3 separate regions of the Homo sapiens genome follow, and all the other regions are linked to region 3. A link is an interaction called in ENCODE POLR2A ChIA-PET data of the cell type or tissue named here. Cell type or tissue: OCI-LY7. All regions are shown on one strand. Links, peaks and the distances in the headings refer to the core of each region. The heading gives the core; the rest is flanking DNA.

Evidence for each region. Peaks named below come from ENCODE experiments on the same cell type or tissue, not always from the same donor. Only the 100,000 strongest peaks of a DNase experiment are listed, where the experiment ranks them.
Region 1: POLR2A ChIA-PET joins it to region 3 with 6 read pairs; 2 of 35 experiments call an interaction of 5 or more read pairs at or near these places.
Region 2: POLR2A ChIA-PET joins it to region 3 with 5 read pairs; 3 of 35 experiments call an interaction of 5 or more read pairs at or near these places.

Annotation. Positions count from the first base shown.
Region 1 is chr2:161,209,811-161,217,220 of GRCh38, forward strand. All of the region lies in intron 4 of TANK (TRAF family member associated NFKB activator), which reads left to right. Among named protein-coding and RNA genes, the nearest start is that of LINC01806, 31 kb to the right of the region's middle. In OCI-LY7, for the core only: no CTCF peak of the experiment used is centred there; no DNase peak of the experiment used is centred there.
Region 2 is chr2:161,231,996-161,239,405 of GRCh38, forward strand. It overlaps TANK (TRAF family member associated NFKB activator), which reads left to right. Exons shown (of 8, transcript NM_001199135.3): 8 at 3,347-4,235. The coding sequence ends at 3,523. All of the region lies in intron 3 of PSMD14-DT (PSMD14 divergent transcript), which reads right to left. Among named protein-coding and RNA genes, the nearest start is that of LINC01806, 9.0 kb to the right of the region's middle. RefSeq lists silencers at 2,122-2,191, 6,777-7,146, 7,237-7,306 and an enhancer at 6,389-6,945. In OCI-LY7, for the core only: no CTCF peak of the experiment used is centred there; no DNase peak of the experiment used is centred there.
Region 3 is chr2:161,132,014-161,140,733 of GRCh38, forward strand. The region is part of intron 2 of TANK-AS1 (TANK antisense RNA 1); the gene reads right to left. It also overlaps a transcript of TANK not described here. Among named protein-coding and RNA genes, the nearest start is that of TANK-AS1, 24 kb to the right of the region's middle. RefSeq lists an enhancer at 4,785-5,124 and a silencer at 7,729-7,898. In OCI-LY7, for the core only: no CTCF peak of the experiment used is centred there; a DNase peak (open chromatin) is centred at 4,858; H3K4me3 peaks cover 2,317 bases; H3K27ac peaks cover 2,153 bases.

The sequences.
Region 1 (7,410 bases), core at 2,015-4,514, 76 kb after region 3:
AGAGCAAAGAGATGTTGTCCCTGTCTTCTGGCTTAAAGTCTTGATTTAATAATTAACATTATTGAATGTTGAAAAGTTATTTCAGATTCTAGGATCCAAAATATGAAGTGAACATGGTATGAGTTCACTAATTAAATAGAGTTTATGTGTTCTCATGTCTATATATTTCTAATTTGTTCTTTAAACATGTCTTTATTTTTCATCTGAGTTAATCAAAAACTCAAGTAAATGACGAGTGCAGTTACTGAAAGATGTCAGTTAAACAGTTTGCAGATTTCGAATATAGCTATCATTGTGATTAGATCAGCAGATATGGTGGCTTTGAGGAACAAGAAAGATTTTTTAGGTTTAGAATAGTATAAACAGTGATATAGCTGTGGAGCTGGCAATTGCAAGCAGTAAGATGTGCTGTACCTGACAACTTCAAGTAAATATAGAAGCTCTGACATATTTGAAGAAAGCTGTTGTCTAAAAAGTCATTTGTCAATCACTTACACAAGAAGTAGTTATTGAACTCCTATTTGCCAAGCCTTGCTAGTCATTAACAGAAATACAAAAAACAAAACACAGCAATAGCAATAGTATTGTAATAGACAACATCTATCCCCTTTAAGGATATAGTCTGGTTGGGGAAATGACAATATGGAGACCTACAGCAATTAGCAAGCATTATAAAATAATGTAAAGTCCTAATTATATAACAAAATGAAACCCCGTCTCTACTAAAAATACAAAAATTAGCCGGGCGTGGTGGCAGGCACCTGTAATCCCAGCCACTTGAGAGGCTGAAGCAGGAGAATTGCTTGAACCCGGGAGGCGGAGGTTGCAGTGAGCTGAGATCACGCCACTGCACTCCAGCCTAGGTGACAAGAGTGAAACTCCGTCTAAAAAAAAAAAAAAAAAAGAAATTCTAACTATAATTTTATGGCACAGATAAAACATTTAGGACCTTAATTTAAAAATTAAAATTCTCAGTGAGCTTAAGATAGGCTTGATCAAGGGCCCAAAGTTTAAGTTCAAATACAGAAAAGAAGACAAGTTCTTACTTGCCTTTATCTTGGTTATGTGTGCATAGATAAGTAAAGTTAAATTTTCTACAAGACTTTGATGGAAAAAGGATAATTTCTAGACAAGAGCCAGAATTATTCTAGGTCACTTGGGAGAGAATATTATGTATGTAAACTGAAAGCTAAAACTGAGGGTTTTGAATGAGCCATTTCATTTACCATAACCATTTTTAGTTGACATAATCATGGCTTCAGAGGAGAAAGTGCTTTCTACCTTTTTCTTAACTTTATTCTATAGACAGTCCTTCAGTGAGCGGCATTTACGCATGGTCTGCTTCTTCAATTATGTATAGCAGTTTTGGCAGGCAGTACATGAACTTGAACTCTGTTTTGCTTTCTGATCTTCTGTAGCTAATAAAATCCTAATCTCACAGGTCTAGGTCTTAGATGGCATTCCCATCCTTACACTGTTCATATCTTATATACACTGGACTTCAAGTGCAGTGCCCACTTAGGGATCTTCGTCTGAGTTTTGGGCCCCTGTAGCTTCTCTCAACACTCCAGACACTTTCTGTTGCAAGTCCCTTAATCCACATTTGTTTGTTAAGTTGCTGTATGTTGTCCAGGTACCTGGTTTTATATTCATTGTAAAAGCTTTAAAATGGTTTATAGGTAAATGATAAATATGTTTTTCATCATTTGAACAAAAGCTAAAAATTAGGCCGTTAGTCAACATATTTAGCTACTAAGTGATTTCTATGGAAAAGCCAAATCTCATTTACATCATCTAAACACATAGCACCTCTTCTAAAAGAGGAACTTGAAATAAATGTAATTGCATGTGTTTGTTACTCAACTTTTTAAAAATTTGCCCCTGAATTCCTTTAATGTTTAATCTTTTCTATCTTTTATCATACAGAAATGGTGATTATGCACACTGTACAATGGCACAGGCCAATGTAGGCTGGGGCTTAGAGAACTGGAGAAAAACGTGTTTGTGTGTAGTACCTCAGGTACTCCTTGCCTTGCAGTCCAAAGCAAATGTACCGCTTCTCCTGGTTTTCTTTCTAGAAACTGCATTATATATACCCTATTTTTATATATAATGCTTCTGTATTACTCCTCTGGAGACTAGCCTTTTTTATAGACTTTCTGGTAGAATGTTAATTAGAAAGGAAAATAACTATCTTCAACCAATTTATTCATTAAAAGTTCAGTTTTTTCCAAAGAGTCATAATACATAAACTTTTTTTTTTTTTTTGAGACAGGGTCTCATTCTGTCACCCATACTGGGGTGCAGTGACACCATCTCGGCTCACTGCAACCTCCACCTCCCAGGCTCAAGTGAATCTCCTGCCTCAGCCTCCCGAATAGCTGGGATTACATGCACACACCACCACACCTGGCTAATTTTTGTATTTTTAGTAGAGACGGGGTTTCACTATGTTGGCCAGGCTAGTCTCAAATGCCTGACCTGAAATGATCCACCTGCCTCGGCCTCCCATAGTGCTAGGATTACAGGTGTGTGCCACTGTGCCTGGCTGATACACAAACTCTTAAGAAAACAAATATTGATATCCAAAACATTTTAATAATTACATTGAAATTTTCTATTGCAGAAACTGTGTTTCCAATCTAAATTATTAATTAATCCTAACCCTTTCCTGCTCTGGGTTTGTGTTTTTGAATTCAGTACATCATCTTACAGTTTTTGCTTTTGTTAAAATACTGGAAATAATTTTGAGGAAGAAAAGAAAATAAGAAGTGATATGTCACCTTCTAAATTGTCTTTCCTAACTTAGAAGCAAATTCGAATGTCTCTAGTATGGCTTTTCTCTCCTTATTTCCCCTATCATCCCTTTTCTCACACTTCTCTTTATTTAAAACTTGTCTTCAAAGCACACAGAATAGAGTCGATAAGAGTCTATCCAGCCCTGATTTCTCTTGGCCAAGGAATGAAAGGCTGTTCTCTAAACCTTGATAGGTAAGGAATAGCCCCCTGTCCACCTCCATCTTAGTCTGTATTGCTGTAAAGGAATACCTGAGGCTGGGGATTTATAAAGAAAAAAGGTTTATTTGGCTCATGATTTTGATATCTGTAAAAGTTCAAGATTGGACATTGACATCTGGCAAGGGCCACAGGCTGCTTCCACTCATGGCCGAAGGCAAAGAGGAGCCAGCATTGCAAAGATCCCATGATGAGAGAGGAAGCAAGAGAGAGAGGGGAGGTGGCAGACTCTTTTTAACAACCAGTTTTCTCAGGGGCTAAAAGAGTAAGAACTCACTCACCTGCCATCCTTACCCCCACAGCCCCCAGGATTTCTCTATTCATGAGGGATCTGCCCCCATGACCCAGACCCCTCCCATTAGGCCCCACCTCCAACATTGGGGATCAAATTTTAAAATCAGAGTTGGAGGCGACAAGTATCCAAACTATAGCACCCACAAACCATCTAGTTTATCTTATTATTATAACCTGTCATCCTAAAAGTTCTCAAAATCTGGCTGGGCGCAGTGGCTCACGCCTGTAATCTCAACATTTTGGGAGGCCAAGGTGGGTGGATCACTTGAGGTCAGGAGTTTGAGACCAACCTGGCCAACGTGATGAAACCCTGTCTCTACTAAGAATACAAAAATTAGCCAGGCATGATGGTGGGTGCTTGTAATCCCAGCTACTCTGGAGGCTGAGGCAGGAGAATCGCTTGAACCTAGGAGATGGAGGTTGCATGAGCCAAGATCACACCACTGCACTCCAGCCTGGGCAAGCGTGAGACTTTGTCTCAAAAAAAAAAAAAAAAGAAAATTTCTCTAAATCTGTTTTGAAGGTTTTTTTTTTTTTCAGTGTTATGAAATGCTTCTACATTCAACCTGCTGTTATTTTTTTTTTTTTTGGTTGAATTGTATGATGAAAATTCAGCCTCAAATAGATATTGTATTTGAAAAGGGGAAGAGTATTTTAATAGCTTTTTTAGCGATTGTGGATAGTCTTTGATACTGCACTAAAACTTGGTAGTGTCTTAAAATGTTAGCTGCAATATGGAATCTGAAAGCGTATCAATGAACTTTTCTGCTACATTAAAAGCTGTTGGTCTATCTTGTACTTTGAGTATGTCTTTTACTAATGTATGATTCTGTAACATCATGAATCAATCATTTGGAAAATATTGGTTCACTAAGTTATGTAGATCTTGCAAATGTTGACCTATTATATAATATTTTTAAATCACATTTAACATCATCACTGATTGCATCAGAAAAATCTTTCAAGTATTGGGCATCTGTCAAGCTTACTGTGACAGGTACAGGTCTTCCAAAATTTTAATTTTCACTTGAAAGCTCAAATTTTATCATTGGCAACAAATCTTGTCTGTTGCTTTCCTTAACATGACAGGCTAACTTCATTTGCTTTTGAGAAAATGTCTGAATAACCATAGCTTGTGTGTCAGTCATTCTTTCAAGCAAAAATGGCATTCCATTAGAAAAGTAACCAGTTTACTTGCAACTCAAATAGTTGCACAAGTACTTTTCCCCAAGACAATAATTGTACTTCAGTATGCAGCAGAAGTCCTTTTGTGTATACTTCCCATTTTGTCACACAAAATATTAAAAATATGTTGAGATCAAGTTTCAATAAAAGTAATCACTTTTACTGCCTTATTAAGGACATTCTTAGTTGAAACTGCCTTTTTTTGCTGGTTTTTTTTTTTTAACTGAGTGTGTGACATTAAAGAATACAGTGACAACAGTTTGATATGGCCTTAGTCATACTCGGGCACCAGCAGTTTTATTCATTGTTTTTGCATCATCAGTCTAAATGCCAACACAGTAAAAAATGCAAATATTAATAATATCTTAATTGTGACAATAGTTGATTTCAATTATGTCAGGCTCTGGGATTTCATTTTATTCTACTTACAAGCTAATAAGTTAGTTACTGTTTCATGGGTGGGTACTGGAGGAAAACAGAAAAGTGAATCAGAGAAAAAGGACTTTATTATTTACAGTAAAGTTAGTAGCGAAGAACATCTTATTTTCATTGGTCCTGCCTAGGAGGTAACACAGACACAGATGATGCTTATACATGCAATGGTTACATTAAAGGAGAGGCATATTGAGCTTGGGGAACCCACCATTTTATAGCAGGCAGTAAGCATGCCTGCTCTTTGTCCAAGAGGGAGACATTACCTAGTCTTTCAAATTTGCTCTGCAAACACAAGCCTAAGAAAAGGCTCCGGTAAAGAACAGTGAGATTCTTGTATTCCTGACATGAACAGCAAAAATGTGCCAGGATGCTCAGGGGCCATGGCAGATTACCTCTCCCAACAGTGGATCCCTTGAAAGGCTCTTGGGACCTTTAAGGATCCTGGACCATATTTTGAGAACCACTGGTTTAACCAGATTATAATTTCCTGTTAGAAAAAAATCATATTGCCTTTTTCTTAGTAAGTTACTTTTCATCCTCCTGAAAAAATGTCATGTTCTAAGAATATTCCAGCATCTCCTCAGGAACCTTTATTTGTACATGGAGGTCCTAATGCTTCCTCATCAGTTCTTTTCACATACATTGGATAATCAATTGTCTTATATCTTCATACTTTAAATCGTGATGCTTGTAAATTAATCTATATTAAGTCTAGAGCAGACTCTGAATTTTGACTCTAATTTGTTAAAAGATAGTTTGATAGTAGATACCTGCATTTTCTAGTATGTTCCATAAAACCCTAGGACTATGAAGTGCTGCATACTAGGTACTCTGTTTTTTTAATTTTTAAAGGCGCAAGACTGTATCTGGGATCTGAAATCAATACTAAGAAAACCACTTAGCTTTGTTTAAGTACAGGATCTTCAGCTAACACTCTTCCCAGTATTGTATTTTAACATCCTCTAACTGGATTCTTAGTTCCTTCTAAGATACTGCTAGATTTTGAGGGTAGAGGAGGGGGAAGAGTCACCTAATTTTTCATTTGCACCTATACACTCTGAGCTTCTCTGCTGCTTGGTTAAGCAGTGTCTTGCTATGTTACGAAAGCTGATTTATTTCCTGAAAGATTTTTTTTCTTTGCCAGTTAGTCATCTTTCTATATACTTATGCTCTAAGCTATATATCTTAGAATCCTAATAAAACTATTGTATAGCAGTTTCCACACATTCTGCATTGTCATTAACCTGTGGTTTTTGTCTCCCTCCCTGATAAGTCCCTTTTGGAAACAAATAATTCTAAGACGAGCATCTTTTATTGTCTCTTTCCTGTTATGTTTGTCAATAGTAGTGTGATTTTTGCATTTAAGCTTAGTTTCCTCTAAGTAATTCCATATTTAATGGATTTACTCATTGTTATTTCTGCTCCTAATTTCTCTTGACTATTTAACATTAAAGACAGCATGTTTCCCTCTACATTTTATCTTAATAATATTATAGGGAGCCACTGACTTGTCTGTATTCTCTAGAAGTTACATCTGGACCGTATGTCTGCTAGACGGCCAAATGGCCACAGTGAATCTCCTTGCTTTCCTTCTTGCTTCTGCTAATTGAACATTCTCTCCTGCTTTCTCTTTTTTACCTGTGCTGCAGCCTGAGACTCCTCACTTCTGTCCTCAGCTCTTGCTTCTCATCTTATCCTGAGCCGTAAGCATAAAGTGATAATTTTTTGATAAAGCTGAATCTAAAACTCTTCTTCCTACTTTTTTTCTTTTTGATAAATGTTCATTCCCCTTTGACATGAAGAATATACTAGGTCTTGGTAGTTTATTTTTTACTAAGTTCTTTCTTGGCCAAAAAAAAAAAAAAAAAGTTGGTGAGGCCCCCAGTTGGGAATTTTATTACTCAGGAAAGGCCTAACCTCAGTTTCTTGAGGGTTTCTCCTGCCCTAAGATTTTTTGATGCTAACAGAAAAGAAGACAAGTTCTTATTTGCCTTTATCTTGGTTATGTGTGCATAGATACGTAAAGTTAAATTTTCTACAAGATGTTAATGGAAAAAGGATAATTTCTAGACAAGAGCCACAATTATTCTAGGTCACTTGGGAGAACATTATGTAAACTGAAAGCTAAAACTGAGAGTTTTGAATGAGCCATTTCATTTACCATAACCGTTTTTAGGTGATATAATCATGGCTTCAGAGGAGAAAGTGCTTCCTATCTTTTTCTTACTTTATAGACGGAATGCTGCTGTAAACATTTGTATACAGGTTTCTGTGTGAACATAAATTTTGAAGTGCCCAGGAGTGCATTCATTGGGTCATATAGTACTTACATGTTTGGAGTTTTTTTGTTTGTTTATTTTAAGAAACAGACAAAATGTTTTCTAGAGTGGTGAAGGGTATTGGTAGTTTTGTTTTTACAGGCAGTGAACTTGATTAGCTCAGGGTAAGTGTCACTCCTATGGAGAGGGGCAGCTCCAATCT
Region 2 (7,410 bases), core at 2,015-4,514, 98 kb after region 3:
AAGTGAACTATCTTTCAGTGAATACTTCTACTACATCTTCAGTTATATAGTACACAGATCTGTAGGGTTTAGTTTGGTTTTGGTTGCTAATCTGGAAATGAACATGTAGCCTAGTATATTTTTTAAATAGTCTCTGCATGTGTATGATATCAAATATTTTATTTAATGTTTCTAAAGCTCACAGACTAATATCCCCCAAACCACTCCTGCCCTCCCTTTTAGATTCAAATTCTATCACAGAATGATTCTTTTAGTTAAAAAAAAGTTTAATGTCTGAAAGCAAATGAAAACTATATAATTTTTACAAAAAACAGAAGCTTATGAAAATACAGATTGATGTAAATGTCTATGTAACTTGCAAACATTTGTCTGATTTCTCTTTGCCTTGAGATATTTAATTTTTTTAAAAAAGTTATTAATACCCTTTTGCTTTAAGTACACATATAGGTTATAGACTTAAATCAGCACGCAAAGAAGGCAGTTGTCAAGCTGTGGTATATTTTAGTAGTGGGAAGAACTAGGCATGGCTGACAATAAGTTTTAATTATAACCTCACTTATGTTCTTGTTCATTGTACTTTATTTCACATCATAGTCTCAGTTATAGTTGCTACTAAATGAAACAAATTAAACAATTTCATTTATTGCAAGTAGAATTCCTGTGGAGCTGTGAAGTGCATCAGTTCTAATGCTTGTTACTTTTTTCTCTATTATATGTCTTGCTTGTTCTTTTACTAGTCTGTGCATTCATGTTTCAGTAGATGGCACCCTGCATTGTACATTTGCTTTCTATACTACAGCAAGGGAAACAGCTGGTATGTGATTACAACTTGATGGAAAAGTATTCAGCTTAAAAAATTCAGGAGAATTAGTGTTGAGTTGTCACAAGACATGGGGCATAAGGTTAGATAATTGATATTTTGGCAGAAAAAGCAAAGAAATTAGTTTGTTTTGAAGACCATGTTACAGTTTAGGATGGAAAGAATATTTCTTAAAATGAGTTTTTTAAAAAAAACCTTTTAAGCTATTTTATTAGTATTAATAAAGCTAGTATTATGCAAGCTAGTATAAGTACAAAGCTAGTATAAGTACAAAATTCCTGAGTTGGGCCAGGTACGGTGGTTCATGCCTATAATCCCAGCACTTTGGGAGGCTGAGGCAGGAGGATTGATTAAGCCTAGGAATTTGAGACCAGCCTGGGCAACATAGTAAGACCTTGTCTCTACAAATACGTATAGTTATATAGATATATGTAGCTGGGTGTGGTGGCTTGTGCCTGTGGCCTCCAGCTACTTGGGAAGCTGAGGTGGGAGGATTGCTTGAGCTAGGTAGTTCGAGGTTGCAGTGAGCTGTGATGGTGCCATCACACTCCAGCCTGGGTGACAGAGCAAGACCCTGTCTCAAAATAATAATAATAATTTTTTTTTTAAAAAAATCCTGAGTTGTTTGTAGATAGTAGCAAAGACAAGTGAAATTTTTGGCTACATATTTCAAAATTTTACTTTCTATCAATCATTACTACTAAACATCTATTTTATATATTCAGCTATCATAACCAAGACTAAAGTATATCAGATTATTATTGTTCTATGTGATTTTCTTTTTTACTTTGCTGAGTCAGTGAGTGGGATCCCAACTAAATTCTATGAAGAGATCAAATCTGAACTAAAAGTTCTTAATAGAGAAAAATGAATATGGATTTAATAGGTAAATTGGGAGTAGAAGATTGGCTTACCAAATTTAGAAGCTAAATTGCTTCTGATTTAATTTCTTACTATTTTATATAAATAAGAATTATCTTTAATAATCTTTTATTTTTGGCCATATCAATTTCCCATTACAGTGATTTGTACTTTTTTGTTTAAACTGAAAACATTAAAATTAGAATCAAGTTAACTCTAACTAGATTTTTGTTTGTATGCTCACAATTTTTACTACTTTTATCAAAGAAGTTTTTCCAGAGAGTTATTTTACCCTAAATTTTATAACATTTATTTTAAATATTACTATTTTTGTAATAAAATTGACATTTCTTATGAAAGGAATTGAGTCAGCATTATTATAAGTCCTCCATACTGATATTTGAATGTGTCTGGGTGCCTAGACAGACGTTGTATATTTACACCAATTGTACACAGCTGTCCAGTAAACTGTTCATAAGAAGACAGTGATGTCGTGAAATCCAAGTGCTTCCATTAGTAATATACTGTTTATGTAAATGATTGGTTAACCAGAATGAAAGAAGTTAGGGGAAATAACAGTAACACTTGTCAGGTGCTAGACTAGGATGTGTGACTTTAAAAACATATTAGTAATAGGAGGATAAGGGGTCTCTTTAAATTTGACTTTATGAGATGATTCTTCTTAAAATATCAGAATTTAGCTGTGTCAGAGGAATTTACCTGTGTCCACATAAGAAATTTTAAAAAATAATTTGGTTTACACAATTCAGGAAAATATTTTCCAGTTAACAGACATCTATTGTGTAGCTATTATTAAGCTAAATGCTATTTCTTGTCCTTCTAGAAATTTAAAAAAAAGAATAAATGCAGTTATGAAAGGGTATTTATGTGCTGGTTATAGTGGAGGTGGTTCTGTTAGATTATGACTTTCCATAATTCTTTAACCAGGCAACTATTGACGAGTTTCACTTTATTCAGCCACAAGAATGAGTAAGGCCAAACTACCTATTATATAACAGAAGCAAAGTAAGAAGTCAAAACACTGCATGTGTTAGATTTTGTTGAATGATTAAATATTTGTGTTTTTAAAAACAAAAGATAACATCAGTGAAATTTGTTCAGTAGTTTAAAAGGAAAATTTTCTTTTTAAAAATCAAAATAATGCTGATTCATGTATGATGTATTCACTGTATTTGCTTATAAACAGTAGTGAAATTGATTTTGATTAAGACGCAATGCACACACACATCATGTCTTGTGTACTATGTAATTAATAAAGCCCCTATAATTTAAGGTTTTTATTGTAAAAAACAAAAGATAGAATTTAATTTAAAAGACCAGAGTATTAGCTATTGTTCCAAAACTACTGCTGTTGTGATCGAGTATTAAAAATTGCATGCTAAAGCTGCAATCTTTTTAAATATATAAAGATAAAATGCATGACTGTGTGTGTCCCAAGTGACTTTTAATCAAAGTTTAGTTGTGCCCTTTATGAAACCACGAATTGAGTCATGTCATGCTAACTTTACGGAAAAGTAATTTGCTTTTATATTAGGGAATTCAATATATATGCCCATGCGTAACTCATTCAGAAATTCAAATTTGAAGTCCAGTGCTATTTGAATTTAAACATAAGTAACAGATATTTTTGTTTGTTTCCTGCAGCCCATTTGGAAGCCCTTTCCTAATCAAGACAGTGACTCGGTGGTACTAAGTGGCACAGACTCAGAACTGCATATACCTCGAGTATGTGAATTCTGTCAAGCAGTTTTCCCACCATCCATTACATCCAGGGGGGATTTCCTTCGGCATCTTAATTCACACTTCAATGGAGAGACTTAAGACACATTTGAAAACAGACATATCAAGTTCTATGTGATGATTTTGGGTTTTTAATACTATAAATACTTGATTGTAAACTAAATTCAAGATCATTTATAGGAAAATCTAGTTTCACAGCTATTTGAATTTTTTTCTGGATTTACTATATAACTCTTATTTTTTAAAAGATCATTCTGTTCTTTCAAGGAGAAATAAGCCTAAAAGAAGAAAAACAAAAAAAATTCTGTATAAAACTGTAATCCTTTGTATTCATGTTTACAGTGCTATTACTATAATTCAAAATTATGTATGTGACTTAGAGTTATATAATCATAATTTATGTTTATTTCAAATATCTAAGTTTATTGCTTGGATTTCTAGTGAGAGCTGTTGAATTTGGTGATGTCAAATGTTTCTAGGGTTTTTTTAGTTTGTTTTTATTGAAAAATTTAATTATTTATGCTATAGGTGATATTCTCTTTGAATAAACCTATAATAGAAAATAGCAGACAACATAAACATCTTTGTAAATATCAAACCTAATACATTTCTTGTCCAGTGATAAAACAACTGGTAGAATTATTTAAACACTTTAGATTTTTAAATAATATACATGGCTTTAATTTTTACTGTGTGTATAGCTACATGATGAAATTAATTAAATATTAAGAGGTACTTATGTTGTGATCATTTGTATGTCCTTTGTTCCTGAGTAAAAAAAAAAAAAAAAAAAGGGAAGGAAGGAATCACATTTTTAGGGAAGTTTATAAAATTCATGTTTTCATTTCAGTAACCTAATAGAATGGTGATGACCAGATTTGGTGGCATTTATTACAATTAGTGAATCACTTTGAATTTTAGAATTATTCTTCAAACTAAACTTTCTAAAGAAACATTTGTTTTTAACGGGAGAAAATCTAAAACCCTGCAAGGACTATCTATATTTGTTAACTTAGATTAGAAATGTTCATATTCTTGTTGAGAAATTTGTTATTCATTGTTAGCAGCCTGATTGATGGCCACTGAAGACATTTGAGAGAGTGGATACCAAATTCAGACGGCTGCAAAATTTGTTTAAAATGAGACTTCCCTTTCATTTTTATTCCCTATGATTCTCGCCTTATAGGTTTCTGTTTTCCCCTGATTCTTAAAAGTGTTTAAGGCATGGCTTCCATTTTATGAAGTAAGCATTGATTTGCAACTCTCAGAAATTTAAGCCTTCTTGAAGCAAGTGCTTTAAACTAGAGGGTGTGGGATGGGGGAATTTGAGCAGGCCTCTGTGCCACAGTGAAGAACCTTAACTTGTGGAAGAATGAGAGTGGTGCCTCGACTTCTCCTGGTGCCAAGCACATCATATTGACATGTTCCTCACCAGGGTGACAGTAATTATTAGGTATTCACTGCGAAGGGTTCTGAGGTATGTACATCTTTCTTTCATTGCCACTAGGGCTGAATGGAAATGCCTAGACAATTATCCAAGTTTCTTCCCTTCCCCCCACTTCCCGCCCACCCAGCCTCCCTTCTCCGCGCGCGCGCACACACACACACACACACACACACACACACACACACACACACAAAATTAAAAATAAAAACTTCCCAGCGTGTACCAGCCAGAATATACCACTGTACCTATCTGGTGAAAGGGGATTCTTTTTTTCCCCTGTCCTTTTCTAGATGGGAAGACTTTCTCTCAACACAGTTGACATCTACTAGCTTGCTGACAACCAGAGGAAACTCCGTGTCCCAGAAGGTGACTCAAATTAAAGTGTACCATTGACCTTCCTCCCCAGCCCATCCTTTCCCCGCCCCCACCACTTTTAGCAGGACTAGCAAACTCGGTTTTCTTCTGGATTCCAGCGGCACCCTAAGCTCCACGTGGTGAGGGACATAGACCCTTTGGGGCCACAGGAAAGGCAGCCTGGAGAGCAGCCCCCTGCCCTGCTCTACAGAGGGAGCGCGGGTCACCGCTCTAAAGGTGGAGTGGGCACCCGCCAGGTCTCTCCCTCTGTCTCATGACTGAGTCGTGCAGGGTCTGGCTTTTGGCATCTGCTAAGCGTGGCCGGGTAAGAACAGCTCCCAGGTAAAAAAGCTGCACACGCGAAACGCCGAGTCTGAAAAAACCACCCCCGCCGAGGCGAGGCAGTTGTGAGCGGGATGCCTGAGAAGTGGGAGGTGAATGTCCTCGGGAGGGCCCCCCCGGTGCAGCTTTCCCCGGAGGCTGAGGCTGCTGCCAGCGGGGACATCTGCTTTCTTACACTCCAGCCTGGCTCACCCCGCCCCCTCAGCCCCGGGTTGCGTGGTTATTTTACCAACACGGGGGGAGGGAGAGCTCGAGGAGGTAGAAAAGGGGTGGATAGAAGCTTAGAAGATTTTCTTCCCACTCCCCCCACGTCCCCTCCTTTCGTCACATCTTTTAACCTTCAAGGTAAAGACTTAAGGAAACAATAAGCGTGTCCGCTGGCTCGCAGGCCCGCCGGGGTTCTCGGGCGCGGGGCCTTGCCCCTCTCCATCCTCCCTGAGTCCTTCCCCGAGTCGGGCCGTGCTTCGGCGGTTCGGCTGGGCGCAGGGGCCGGCCGGGCGCGCCCAGCCTGTGGCGCCTCCTCTCCCGGGCTGCTGCCTCGACAGCTGCTTGTAGCTACAGTAATTAGACTGTCAGTGCTTGTTAGAGGAGAGAGGGGAAAACACGCTTCTGACAGCAGATTCCAAGACTCCCCAGTTTGTTAATTTCTAAGAGATCTTTAAAGCATTAATTGAGGTCTCCCCAACTCTCCCCTCCCGTCCCTCTCTGCAACTCCTCCCTTCCCAAAAATATCTTTAGGAGAAGCGAGTTCTCTCGGCGTGGAAGCAGTGTTTCCCGCAAAACTGCCAGCCCGCCCCCCGCTCACGCACAGACACCCAATTTCCCATATACAGATAAATGCACACATGTATACGCGAAAGGTTAACTCGGCGGAGGACTCGCCCAAATAAGCACCGGGATTGCATTTAAAATAATAATAATAAATAAATAAATAAACTAGGAAGGAAAGCGGGGGGAGGGAAGCAGAAGTCGGGAAGAAAAGAGAAAAGCAGCAGGCTGATTACGAGGTGTCAAAACTGCCAGGAGCAAGAAGGTGATAGCAATCAGGGGTGAGAAGAGTGCGGCATTCGTGCGGGGCAACTAATTATCCGTCTCATTTGAGAAGAGCAGCATTTGAGGCAGCAGCGTTCGCCTGCTGAACGGTGACAGATTGGCGCGGAGGAGAGGGGAGGTGTTAAAACAATGGAGCCGGGCGCGCGAGCGCTGCTGCATGCTAATCAGCCCTCCCTCCGCCTGCCTGCCGCGCTCCCTCCTTCCTCCCGGCCTCCCTCCTCCGCGCTCCCTCCTCCCGCCTGCGGCGCTCCCTCCTTTCCAGCGGGCCCCGCGCCGCCGCCGCCACCCGCTTCCTGCTCCCTCGCTTTCCCGCGCGTCCTTCCCGCCGCTGGCGAGTGGAACCCAGCCACCGCCACCGAGTCCCTAGCGGGCCAGGAGCCCCCGCGCGGCCCCCAGCGCCGGCCCGGTGGAGTGCAGCCCCGCGCGGGCTCGCCCGAGGGCTCGGCCTGCGCCGCGCGCCCACTCCCCGGGGCGGTGGGGCGAGGACCCGCGCTCCGGGATCCACGTACTGGGGAAGCGGCCGAAGAGCCTGCGTTCTCACGCCCACTCGCTGTCTGGTGAATCGACCGCGTCGGCCAGCGAGCGCGACTGGGAGTCCAGGCGAATTCAGAAAGGGCTAGGGCCAGCCAGGGGTGAAAAGAGTGACAGGGCCACAAAGGCCAAGAAGGGCTCCAGGACTGAGCGCAGATCTCCTGCCCTGCCCGAGCGTGGCCGCCACCCCGAGGCCTCCAGCCGCCCCCAACCCGCCCTGCAGTGGCCGCGCCCCGCTGGC
Region 3 (8,720 bases), core at 3,741-6,240:
ATGGTGGTAGGGAGGGGAGTAGTAACTGACAATTTCATAATTATTCCTATTGAATTTCATTTTGGCATCAGCCTATTACTTGAGTTTGTCAAGAGTTTTTTAAATTTTTAGTCTATCAATCTTTGTTTTATCACATATTACTAAGTTTCCTCTTTCTTTTGATAGCCAAAAATACATACCTATCATATAAAGGGGAGGACAAGGTGCTGGGGAATCCAGGGTCCCACTTTTATTCTTGTTCTCAAAAATAATGTGCCTAAGTTGCAGAGAAAAAGAAACACTTATACACTGTTGGTGGGAGTGTAAATTAGTTCATCCATCGTGGAAAGCAGTGTGACGATTCCTCAAAGACCTAAAAATGGAACTGCCATTTGACCCAGCAATCCCAACACTAGGTGTGTACGCAAAGGAATATAAATTGCTCTATCAATAAAGATACATGCACGTGTATGTTCACTGCAGTACTGTTCACATAGTAAAGACATGGAATCAACCTAAATGCCCATGAATGGTAGACTGGATAAAGAAAATGTGGCACATATACACCATGGAATATTACGCAACCATGAAAAAGAATGAGATCATGTATTTGCAGGAACATGGATGGAGCTAGAGGCCATTATCCTTAGCAAACTAACGCAGAAACAGAAAAGCAAATACCACATGTTCTCACTTATAAGTGGGAGCTAAATGATAACACGTGGACATATAGAGGGGAACAACACACACTGGAGGGAGAAGATGAGGAAAAATAACTAATGGATACTAGGCTTAATACCTGGGTGAAAAAATAATCTATTTGACAAGCCTGCATTACACAAGTTTACCCTGAACTTAAAAGTTAAAAAAATTAAAAAGAATATGCTCAAGCTACTTCTTAACTACTTAGTCTGTGTACCTCACAGATTTATTTTTTAAGGCTAGATGCTAAGAACACTCAAATTGTGTCTAACTATCATCAAGACTATATGCTGGGTACAGTGACTTACACCTGTAATCTCAACCTTTTGGGAGGCCAAGGTTGATTGCTTGAGCCCAGAAGTTCAAGACCAGTCTGGGCAGCATGATGAGATCTCAACTCTACAAAAAAATTTAAAAAGAAAATTAGCTGGGAGTGGTGGTGCCCACCTGTAGTCCCAGCTACTCAGGAGGCTGAGGTGGGAGGATTGCTTGAGCCCAGAATTTCAAGGCTGCAGCGGGCTATGATTGTAACACTGCACTCCAGCCAGGAGCAACAGAGTGAGACCCTGTCTCAAAAAAAAAAAAAAAGAAAAGAAAAGAAAAAAGAAAAAGTAAAGATTATAAATAATCCCCTACAATGTTAAAAAGATAAGATTTTTACAATTATTTTACTAATAAAGCTATGGAAACAAGCAGAAAACCACAAGCTTAGTCTAAAAAAAATCAGAGTGGATTTATTGAGAATACGGAGAAGGGTATAAAATAAATTTTTAACCCTTGATCCTTTCACTTGTTTAATCCGTGGGTATCTAGGCATCTCTTCATGCGTAGCTCGAGCTCTGAGAACTGCCTCTCTGCCCACACAGCCAGAACTTTGTATGCATCACCACTCTTAACTTTGTCAATGAGCAGAGTTAAACGTTTGCACGTCTATCTCTTGCTTAAGAACATGAGCTCCTCAAGAGCAAAAAAACCATTTTAAGAACTTCTGCACCCAGCATGGAGCCTAACACATGGTAGATAATAAATGTTTATTGAATAAATACAGTTGATCCTTGAACAACATGAGTTTGAATTGTGTGGGTCCACTTACATGTGAATATATTTCAGTAAAAGTTAGACCAAGTGGGCCCACCTCCCCTGCCTCCCCTTTCACCTTCTCCTTCTCTTTGACTCCTCAAACCACTGATACAGCAAGACCTTCTCATCTTCCTCCTTCTCCTCAGCCTACTCAATGTGAAGACAACAAGGATGAAGACCTTCATGATGATCCACTTACACTTAATGAATAGCAAATATATTTTATCTTCCTTATGATTTTTAAATACATTTTCTTTCCTCTAGTTTATTGTTAGAATATAGTATATAACATATATACAAAATATTCATTAATCGATTTTATATTATAGGTAAGATGTATTAGTAGTTAAGTTTTGGAGGAGTCAAAAGTTATACGAGGGGGGTTGATGCAACTGTAACTGACCAAGCATGCTAACTAAATGTCCCTACAGGTATAAGGCCAATCATTAACTTAGGTAACAGCTTAAGTATATGAATTGTAAAGAGTAAGGACATTTTCCCTACACTACCCCTCTCCCTACATCCACTATATCCCTTTCATCCATTCAGTGTGACCAGAAGTTTCATTAAATGGGGATACCTTTAATTCCACCACTCGAACTAAAATGCAAATATCCCCTCTGGAGAAGCAAAACTTTGGCATAAATTTTTGTTGAGTTGCAAATAAGTCATATAGGTTACTCTGCCCAGTGCACCATTTATAGAGGCTGGGGTGGTCGTGGAAAAAGAGCATCTATCATCCCTGCAGGTCTCAATTCCCCTTAGCATCAGCCCTGCTGTGGCCACAGGCCAATAAAATCCTGAAGCATCAGCCCACCAGCAAGTAGAGCCTGGAAAACATGCTGTTTTCACAAATACTGTGCCTAGAGCATGAATTCGTCCTGTAGGTGTCCATGTGATCATCTGAACCAAGTTTCTCAATCAAACACCCACCCCATGCAGCCTGGCTACCTAACTAGCTACTTGGCCAGAGTCGCAGGCACCTGGGTCTCCCTCCGAAGGAGGGAACCTATTTCTAAATCCTAGTTAGCAATTAAGAGACCTGGCTTTCTTGCTCTCCACTTTCACTAAAAAAAAAATTTCCAGGATTCTTCTTAGGGAGGCCTTTCGACCAGACCTGCCCTGAGAATCCTGCTGCCCCCGGGCAGTGATGTCCGCATTCTTTGACTAGTAACTCCCCTCAGCCATTCTTCTCTCCCTGAATAGGAACCTGAGTTTTGCCTCCCACCCTCTAACTTGGGCTTGGAGCTGCTCATCCCACTCCTGCCCTGGTCATTATACCCTAACCCTTGCCAATCCTGGCTTAGTACCAGTTTGCTTCCTCCTCTGAAGGAATTTCTGCATTTTTGTCAGCCCTAGTCACTTGATTTACGACTCCAAGAGAAGGAAAAAGGTGGGGAGTAGGGAAATAGGAAAAGGAACTACTAGAGACGACAAAAATTAAAACTTCCATCTGCCTCACATATTTTGCCTAGTCTAGAACTGGTTAGTGGCATAGGTTTTAAATTTCATGTACTCAGAATTTCTTCAAAAAGCTTCTCTAACTGTAGCTTCTCTGTTTTGGCTGTAGGACCCTCTCTCAAACAATGCCCCACCAGATTGAGGCCAGCATACCCTGGAGTAGCCAGTTCTGCAGGATCCTGGGTGTCAGCCAAGCTCAAATGCCAAAGTAAATAGAGGAGGGAGGGGGCACAGGATGAAGAGACCAAAGAAAGGGGCATTTCCCAGTCTAGACAGGAGCGCTGCTTTTTTTAAAAGCTGTGTTTTTAAAACTCTGCTCATTCAAAACTGTAAATTCTTAAGAAGTAAGTTTTCCTTTCACTAGTGGCTATCTCACTTTTTTGTTGGTTTGTTTTGCTATATTTACAGCACGGGATAGGTTGGTTTTATTTTTCCATTGCACACAATAGCATTTAATATTTAGCATTTCATCAGTAAGATAGTTATAAAACCCATAGTTCCAAAAGAAATGTAATGCTTCATTGTATGTTAGATGAGTACGTAGAAGCCTTTAATCATAAGTTTATTCAGCATTTTAGATACTTTTGAAATTATTTTTTATAGAATAATTTCATCATAAGTAGCAATATCTCAGATTTATTTAACATATAATTTAAGAGAGGGCAGTGTTTCAAAGTGGAAAACAAACTAGACTAAGAATCAGAAGTTCTAAATTCTAGACCTTTTAATAACTGTTGAAGTTTAGGTAAAGCCTCAGACTTCTCATCTGTAAAATGCAGGAGCTGAAAAAGGAGACTGCTTAATTCAGTTTTTATCCAGCTCAGTAACTTTATATGCCAAGAGTGTAGTGCAGTAAAAAAAAGAAATGCACTTGGATTCAAAAGACTCACATTTTAATCTAAGCGCTGCTTCTAACTTTACTTGTGACATTGAGCATTTACCTTCTCCTGTTTCCCTCATCTGTAATAAAAAGGAAATGGAACAGATGTTGTCTAAGGACATTTCCAGCTCTAAAATTTTATATCAAAGAAAAATGTCTGTGGTGCACATGCTGTCTTCCGTTTGCATGTAAAATGTGATGTTTTGCTCTAAGCAACCTAAGAGAAATACATGTATTTGTAAAGCATTTCCCGAGTTTGCTGGAACACACTTTTATCCCACGAACAGTGAACCTTAAGTTCTCAAGGCAGAAAAGCTGTCTTAAGAGCCTTGTTTGCTTCACCTCTCTTCTGAGTACCTAAGCTCAGGCTCTGCAATTGAGCTTAAACCTTATTACTACAAAGCTTCTTCCAAGTGACTTCTGTAGGCCATAAAGACAACTATAATCAAATTTGGTTTTTACCTCCTGTTTATAAACATGCTTCTTAGGTCAAAAAGCGACTTCTTAAAGGTTAAAAAGCCACTTATCAAATAAACTGAACTTTTAAATTTTCTTACATAAAATGCTTAATCCAAAAGTATTTTTGTGTTTACAATTCCTGGGGTTTTTGTTGTTGTTGTTGTTGTTAAAATGCCTTAACTATTCACATAAAGTATCTTGCTTCAAAAGGAAGTCAGAGCTACAGTCACGAGTGGTTTACAGAATATTTTCTGATAGTCTTTGCTTCATTTCAGTATCGTGCCATGATTGGCTGTTGCTAGCTACAAATAAGGAAGTCTTCAAGTTGGGGGATTTCTCAGTGGAAGTTCCCACTTCAACATAAGGGAGAGCTCTGGACAGTTTGAGCAGCATTGTTAGAGCCTGTGGAAAACACTTTACAACTGTGTAACTGTCTTCATCTTTACAGAGGAATAGTCTACAAAGGAAGACTTGTAACCTGGAGAAGAGGTAATCTAATTTCAATAGTTCCTACTGATTCTTAACCTAGGAAAGGGGCCTGGATGTCTTAAACTGAAGTGTTGCAGATGTGTTACCCTCTTACTCTTGCTATGTGAGTAATTTATGACATGATTCAATAATGCCTTTGTAGTTAACGTCATAGTTAGAAATTTGGCCTTTAAAAAATGGCTGGACGTGGTGGGTCATGCCTATAATCCTAGCACTTTGGGAGGCCAAGGTAAGAGGATCACTTGAGCCCAGGAGTTTGAGGCCAGCCTGGGCAACATAGTGAGACCCCATCTCTATTTAATAAATAAATAAGTAAATAATGGGGTCCCTAGCCAAGACCAAGGAAAATTTTAAATTTTTTTTAATTTTCTTTCTAACTTTTAAGATAGAATTTATGTCTCTACCTCAATGATTTTTTTAAGTTTATATCTGGAATGAGAGCCTTCTCCAATGAATGATTTTTATAACATAATGTTGACATTATGCTGAAAGATATTTGGCTTAAGTTGTTCATAACTTACTAGGCTGAAAAGTAAATTAAAGTAAAAATGTATTCATACTTTTTTGGTTATATTTTTAAAAATCGATCCTGGCCTGATCCAGTGTGTCTATACAAACATTAACTCAAGGCTGGGCATGGTGGCTCACTCCTGTAATCCCAGCACTTTGGGAGGCTGAGGCCGGCAGATCACCTGAGATCAGTAGTTGGAGACCAGCCTGACCAACATGATGAAACCCCGTCTCTACTAAAAATACAAAAATTAGCCGGGCATGGTGGTACATGTCTGTAATCCCAGCTACTTAGGAGGCTGAGGCAGGAGAATCACTTGAACCCAGGAGGCAGAGGTTGCAATGAGCCAAGACAGCACTATTGCCTAGGCAACAAGAGCAAAACTCCGTCTCAAAAAAAAAATAATAATAATGATTAACTCAAGTTTAGTATTTTTCTCATCTCATAAAAAGCACATGATAGTGAATATTTCATTACACTAAAGTGTTAATCTTATAGACAATGCTGCATCTCCTTGGACCATTTAAACTTACACAGTTATAGTAAACTAGTCTTATTCTATTATCAATTAGCCCTCATATTTTCACAACCAAAAATGAACATTAAATACCATGTAATATTTCATTAAGTTATTTTCTTAAGAATAATCATAGGAAAAATGACAGCTCAAAAAGATTAAAAGTCAAGAATTATTATCACTATTGTTACATTATTATAATAGCTGTCATATTCAAGCTTGTAAGTGGCAGAACCAGGGCTTAAACATAAATTCATATCACCTCTTTATCCAGGGCTTTCTGTTACTACTGCCCTGCATTCTTATAATGTTAAAATAATATTTGAGAGATGTCATATCCCAAAAGATGGAGATTCTTATGATAGAAAAAGGAAGATGACTTGGCCATGTTCACGCAGCAACCAAGTCATTTTTAGAAGCTAGGTCTTTCTTCTCACTCACCCACTCCCATCTCTTCACTCCCTCCAGGATACACTTCCACATGCATACAGGTGGGCACACTAGTGTGCCTCCAAGCAGTTAGCTTCAGAGCCGGAAGAAGATGTGGGGTTGTATACCCAGTCTAACCTGCCTTCAGGTTCTGCCCAGCAGCCAACTGGGGACCTAGAGCAATGTCTAGTTACTTCTTTTAAACACTTATGACATTGAGTCATAGAGATAACTAACTAGATGATTAAAAATAAATAAAGCTCCCCTGAAAAAGTTCTGATTAGAATTTCATGAAACTTATGCACTAATTTGAGGAAAGTGATCATCCTTATAGCATAGAAACTTCCTGCCTGAATATTCTATTAATATGTCTTTAATGTATTAAGGCCTCAGTAGACATAGAAGTTCTTTATTTATCATTAAATGTATTCCAATATATTTTGTTTTGTCTTCTTGTGTGTGTAGTAAAGGTACTTGATAGGGATATTCTTTCCACTATATTTTCTAACTAATTATTGCTGGCTTCTTAATTTCACAAATTTATCTTTCATCTAGCAATTTTATTGATCCCTCATTTTTTCTAAATTACTTTAGGTAATTAACATGTGATGCCTAGACAGAAAAAAATACAATTATGTATTATCCCTTTTTTTCCTCACCACATTGGCCAGAATTTCTGGAACAGTGTTTAATAACAGAGAAGAGAGCAGTCAACCTTGTCTTGTTTCTGATCTCAGTGGGAATTTCCCTAGTGGTTAACATTAAGAATGAGGTTGGCTGTTGGTTTGAGATAAGTACATTTATCATAAAAACCAAATAATTGCCAAGTACCTTGTTTACTAGAGGCTTATTTAAATAAAAACAAAATAGAGACTTCATGTTAAACTGTACTCAATGTCTTTTTGATATCATTAGAGACAACTGTATGGTTTTTCTACTTCAAACTGTGTAGTGGTCTGCTGTTACACAAGAGAGTCATTGCATTTTTAAAAAGTCCATGTCATCAAATATTGTGATATGAAAATGATTGCTTTGGTAATAAAGGTAGATTTATAGTTATGAGCTATGATTTATTGTTGCTCCAATTAAAATAATAAATTGGTAGTTCAAAATAAACCAACCAAACCTACACGTTTCCTCTTTTTCTCTCCAATCCACATGCTTAGACACCTCTTCTCTATTATTTTGGCTTCATAATTCTGTTCCCAACTCAAACTAACAGAAAAAGAATGAAAACAATGTGACATAAGCCAAGTAACCCTATCCAGGCATAGCAGCCAAATAAACAAAGCAGCTATTCCTACGCTTTGTGCAAAAAGCCTTCTTCCTATTATGACAGTGCTAGCTGCAGACCGCAATTTAGTTACAACTGTGGTAAGCAAAATGTGTGTCCAAATTGATTAATCTTATATCCAACTTATATTAAGAAAATGTATGCTAAAGAGAAATGTTTGAAATTTGCTAAGAATTTTTAATATTCATATTCAAAACTAGAAGGTTAGTATTTTTGTTTTTATATTCATAAGTCTGTAAAAATTAGTCTATATTTTTATTTTCTAGAACATATCACTGATAGGTTTCAGTTTTAAAATGAGACTAGCTTAATAAAGTAAAATGATAAAAATACCAAAATGTTCCAAGTTCTAAAGAAAATTCAATAGGAGTTATCTGTTCCTTGAAATGTTTAAAGAAGAATCCATAATACTGTTGGGCCTTGGCATCCCCTTTTGAAAATAATTCTTTAAATGCTTACAATGTCTTCCATTGTTATTGATCTATTTGGGGTTTATGCTATTTTTCATGCAGCTTAGTTTACTTGCTTTTGCTTAGAAATTACTCTTTTTAAAAATTTTTCAAATATATTGGCATACATGGTATTCCCTTGAACTTTTTAAAATCATCTCCATAACTATGTGGATAACCCTTTTTCATGATGCATTTTGTCCATTTGTCTTTTCTTTTTTTTTCTGATTGGATGTCACAGAACTAATTTCTTGGATCTATTTCTTCTATAGTTAGCTCTTTGTAAAATTGTTTTTGCTTTATCTTTGTTAATATTTTCTCAATGCCTTTTTTAGACTATTTTAGTTTTCTAAGTTTGTGAGTTGAATTATTAGTTCATGTATTGTTATTCTTTCTTCTTTTATAATGAAAATATTTAAGGCTAGGAGTTTTTTAGTACTATTTTAACATCTTACAACTTCTGATACATT